Linked DNA regions of Homo sapiens: region 2 is linked to region 1. A link is a loop called in an ENCODE intact Hi-C map of the cell type or tissue named here. Cell type or tissue: endothelial cell of umbilical vein. All regions are shown on one strand.

Region 1 (2,500 bases):
GGAAACTGAGACTCAGAGAAATTATGTGTCATCACGTAGGTATGCAGTGACCAGCTGGACTCAGAACCCATGACCCTAGTTCTTGCACTAATGTCCACTGCCTGTCTCTTTCACCCACCTGCACCCTCACAGCTACTCCTTGGGGTTCAGAGGGGGATGACTGGGGCGGGAATAGCAAGGACACAGGCATCATGGGGGCAGATTTGACCACACTGGCTCTGGGCTGTCAAGACAGCCAATCTGGGCTGCTGTCTCTGGCTGCTGTTATGGCTTCATTCCCGGGGCCACTCCACTTAATACAGGGACAGTACTTCAGGTCCGTCTGCCCAGTGCAGTCACATCAGGAGCACCACGGCAGCCGAAGTGAAACCTGGCCAGTCATAGGCAATAACCTTTGACCTGCTGGCAGGTGGGTGTTAGGTTAAATGTTAAGTGACCGGCCGGTCACGGTGGCTCATGCCTGTAATCCCAGCATTTTGGGAGGCTGAGGAGGGCGGATCACCTGAGGTCGGGAGTTCAAGACCAGCCTGACCAACATGGAGAAACCCCATCTATACAAAAAATACGAAATTAGCCAGGCGTGGTGGTGCATGCCTGTAATCCCAGCCACTGGGGAGGCTGAGGCAGGAGAATCGCTGGAACCCGGGAGGCGGAGGCTGCGGTGAGCCGAGATAGCGCCGTTGCACTCCAGCCTGGGCAACAAGAGCGAAACTCCGTCTTTAAAAAAAATTGTTAAGTGACCTCAACTATGTGGCCATGGGGAATTAGAGAGAGTAGAATAGAATCCCCTGTGGGTTGCAAGTGGGAGATGCTGGGATTTTTGAGCATCTTTACTGGTGATCCCTACGGCTGAATTAGGAGAGCTCTCCTGGCACCCGGGAAAGCTTTAACCTCTGGAGTGGCCTTCACAGGAGACAGCCTCAGGATGCTGGGAGAGCCCCTGACCCTCCACAACCTACTACCAATTCCTGCGCGCCGTTCCTTGGGCATGAGGTCCTGAACCTGGTGGAGGAAGGGTAGCAATGCCTTCCATTGTATTGGTTACATGCTTCTTACAGTCAATTAATTGGTTCGATCTTTTCCAGACAGTGCCGGGCTAGAGGCTGACCTTCCCCACTCCCGACCTTGGCTTCTTGAATAACCTCACAGGCCACGGGGCATGCGGGGTGCGCGTGCGTGGCTGGGCCGGCGTAGTCAGCCGGGCGGGAAGGTTTACGGCTTTGGGGAGGCGCCGCCTTGCCGCCCTGACACCGCCCCGCCAGGCCAGCCCGCCGCTCGGTGGCCCCGCCGGCTTCCCGCGGTCGGGACGGGCGCCCCCTGCTGATTGTGGGCGGCGGCGCACCGAGGAGCGGCCCCTGGGAAGCCCAAGACCTCGCCGCGGCTCGAACCCCGCGACCCTCGGCCCGGAGGGAGGTCCTGGCTGCGGGGAGCTGCCCAGACCGCGGTGACTCAGCTAGGTGGCACCGGGAGAGCTGAAGCGGGCGCCCCGCTGGGCCTGGCCACAGGACGGTTAATGATTAATGTTCCATACCGGGTGGAGACGTCGAAGGGGAGGGAGGCCCAGGGGCGCGTCTTGGCCCTGGCTGTGCCTGCAGGAAGCAGAGGCCCAGACGGGGAGAGACTCAGGCCTGGGCTGAGGCGGCTGGGGGCAGGGGAAGGAGCAAGCCGTGAACTCTCTCCTCTTCCCACCCCGCACGCCGCCCCCGTTCTCGATGCCCTTCTCCCCTGCCCCGGGAGCCTCCAGGCGCCGCGCTCCTCCTCCCTGCCTTACCAAATGCCCATCCGTGCCCGCCTCGGTGCCAGGCACTGCAGGCCGCTTTCATATAAATGACTGATTGCCTCTTGCCCATTTTACAGATAAACGCAGAAAGCTCAGGTGATGTGCCCATGGGCTCTCAGCTCACAGGCAGAGTGGGGATTCGAACCCAGCCCCGGACACAGACCAGGTGTCCTTCTACTACCCCACCCATTGCTGCCCAACTCCAGAGACACCTACACCCCAATCTACCAACTTAACCACCTGGGCAGAGGAAATAAGAGGCGGTACTGCCCCCGCCTACAGGGATCGCAGCTCCATTCTCTGCCCTCATAACTCATTACCCTAATTTTAGTCAATCAGAAAATCGTGTCAGGGCTGGACGTCAAGCTACCAGGGATAATGGTTCCTGTTGTAAAATGCTCCTTTGAGCTGAAAGCAATCGTGAAGTGAGGCGCCCGGTTCAAGGAGTCAGCCTCCCGACTTGAGAAGCCAACTGTGGTGGTGCCACGAGGCTGCGATTCACAGGCTCCGGTGGAAAGACCAGGGAAGAAACTTATTTACAAAAATGAGAATAAAAAATATTCTGGGCCGGGTGCGATGAGCCATGCTTATAATTCCAGCGCTCTGGGAGGCCAAGGCGAGAGGATCACTTGAGCCCAGGAGTTGGAGGCTACAGCGAGCAGAGCACCACTGTACTCCAGCCTGGACAACAGAGATATTGTCTCTAACAAAAAGGGAGGT
Region 2 (2,500 bases), 98 kb after region 1:
GATTGCGCCCACCCAGATTAAGAGTGGGTCTATCTTTCACAGCCCACTGACTCAAATGTTAACCTCCTTTGGCAATACCCTCACAGACACAGCCAAGATCAATACTTTGCATCCTTTAATCCAGTCAAGTTGACACTATTAACCATCACAATTATCACATAAAATAGTTTTATTGTCCTCAAATTCCTCTATGTTCTGCCTTTTTGTTCCACCCTCCCCCCATAATTTTTAAAGAAATACACTTTCAACTGATTCTCTGGAGTTGTCTAGGTGTAAGAACACACATCCTAATAATTATAGTAACTTCATTCCTCCTTTTCAATGTATATCTCAATTTAGTTTTAATATTTTTAATTGATATTTCATAGTTATACATATTTTGGGACTATATGTGATATTTTGTTTCTTTTTAAATTTCTTTATTAGCTTATTTGCCAAATCAGTAGATGCACAATGTGATATTTTGATACATGTATACGATCTATAATTATCAAGTCAGGGTAAGCGGATATCTATCACCTCAAAAATTTTTCTTTTTTTTTTTAAGTTGAAAGTCTTTATATGTAGTTCTATCAGCATTTATAATAAACTTGGTAGGGTCAGAACAAGAAACTATAAAGTTCTACCTTCTGGCTTTGAGGCCCTTCCCCCTCATCCACGGCCCCAACCTCTTGCTGGTCATAGGCAGGGCCTCCCAGGATTCGGATTCTCTTCTCACACTGCTTCTTTGCCACAGTCAGTTGGTTGATGTACCTCTTCATGTTCCTAGCCCTCATTGCCGCAGTTTCTTTACCTTTGTGCCTCTTCAGTTGGGGAAAGCTGCTAATTGTAGTCGCTTGGATTATTTCCACTACAATTTGATACCTTGCCCAAAAGTCAGTTGTTGAAAACGACCAGCACACATCTTCTACCACTCTTCTCTACCGTTCCTTCAACAGACCTTAGTTGCTTCAAGAACTCCACATCAGAGTTGCTGTTAATGAGCTTGATGAAGTCCTCATAAGAGGGGCTATAGGTGTAGGCTCTCTTGTGATGTTCATTCATCTGCTCTCTGTACTCCAGCTGGGCAAGCAGCATTTGGTTAATGTAATCTGGATTACTCAGTAACTCCACTACCGGCTTCAGGACTTTTGTTGTGAGAATTTCTGCAAGCATTATAGGTAAACTGAGAGACTGCACATCCTTTGAGGGGAGGAGACAAAACACCAGAACCCGAGAACACGTTTGTAGAAATCTTACTTCATCATCTGAGTTCCTCAAGCATACGTGCAACACAAAAGGTCTTGGCTGTTCATGTCTGGCATTAGCACCTTTCAGGTCACAGAAATGAGTGAGTAAAGTCCTCACAACATCATTGCAGACAACTTTAACCACATCCACGTGACTCAGTCTGTGGTGCAGCTGTCTGGCAATTTCCCAAAAGTCTTCCAAGAGCACATGGTAAAGTTGTCCCTCATCTCTGCTGAGGTTTCCATACCAGGACAGAATGCAATCTCTGTAACTGTAGTCGAACACTTCTTTCAGAACTTTATCCATATTATGAGAAATTACTACCCTTCTAAACTGAGCTGACTCATGTGAGTTTCCATACACAGGACTCCCAGGAGGGCGGCGGGCGGCTGAGGTCGCGGCCAGCCGGCTCCAGGCGGCGGCAAAGTCGGGCGGCGGGGCGCGCGGGCTCCGGCAGACGAGGGCGAACAGGGTCCCCAGCAGGAAGGTGGCCGCAGCGCAGCTCAGGTACAGGCTGAGCCTGAGCAGGACGGAGCTCAGCCCCGCGGCCCCCGCCGCCTCCCCGCTGCCGGGCCCCAGGAAGGAGAGGGCCACGGTGGCAAGTGCGGCCACCGCCACGGGCTTCCACCAGCTCCGGCCGCCCGGGGCCCCCGGCGCCGCCGCTGCTGCCTCGGCGTCCCCCGGGGACTCTGGCCGCCGCTCGCCCCTGAAGCCCGAGACAGGACGGCCGCCGGCGCCTGCGGCCCGCGCGGGGCTGAGGCCGGCGCCGCCACTGTCGGTCGCATCGGGGTGCATGCTGCTTCCTGGGCCGCTAAGGACAGGCACATCTCCTGCCCCGCCGTCCCCCGCCGGCGCTCCGGAGGCAGGGGGAGCCCGCGCTCCTGCCTCGCCCGCGGCCCACGGAGGGAGCGGCCCCCGCAGACGCCGCCGGGCCCCTCTCGGCGACCCCTCAGCGCCGCCAACAGGCGCTGGGCCCGTAGCTGCCGGGCCGGGCGCAGCCAGGGAGCCCCACCGTGTTGTGACTGAAGCCTGGCCAGCCTAAGAATTTATCTTTTCTTTGTGTTGGGAATATTACAATTCTACTCTTCTAGCTGTTTTAAGATATGAACTACATTATTGTTAACTGTAATTTCTCTACTGTACTACTAACACCAGAACTTATTCCTTTTAACTGTATTTTTGTACTCCTTAACCAGCTTCTCTTCATCCTGCCCTCTACTCTTCCCCTCCCTGCCTCTCATAGCCATGATTCTACTCTCTACCTCCATGA

The links. Hi-C counts contacts between places; a loop is a spot of excess contacts. Peaks named below come from ENCODE experiments on the same cell type or tissue, not always from the same donor. Only the 100,000 strongest peaks of a DNase experiment are listed, where the experiment ranks them.
Region 2: it touches region 1 in a loop (3-fold over the local background); 6 of 110 quality-filtered maps call a loop at or near these places.

The regions. Positions count from the first base shown.
Region 1 is chr1:211,514,416-211,516,915 of GRCh38, reverse strand. No RefSeq gene overlaps it. Among named protein-coding and RNA genes, the nearest start is that of RD3, 24 kb to the right of the region's middle. RefSeq lists a silencer at 1,229-1,588. In endothelial cell of umbilical vein, a CTCF peak has its summit at 1,332 (motif pointing left); a DNase peak (open chromatin) is centred at 1,375; H3K4me3 peaks cover 280 bases; H3K27ac peaks cover 348 bases.
Region 2 is chr1:211,416,061-211,418,560 of GRCh38, reverse strand. The region is part of intron 4 of LINC00467 (long intergenic non-protein coding RNA 467); the gene reads right to left. It also overlaps the pseudogene SNX25P1. Among named protein-coding and RNA genes, the nearest start is that of LINC00467, 35 kb to the right of the region's middle. In endothelial cell of umbilical vein, no CTCF peak of the experiment used is centred here; no DNase peak of the experiment used is centred here; H3K4me3 peaks cover 529 bases.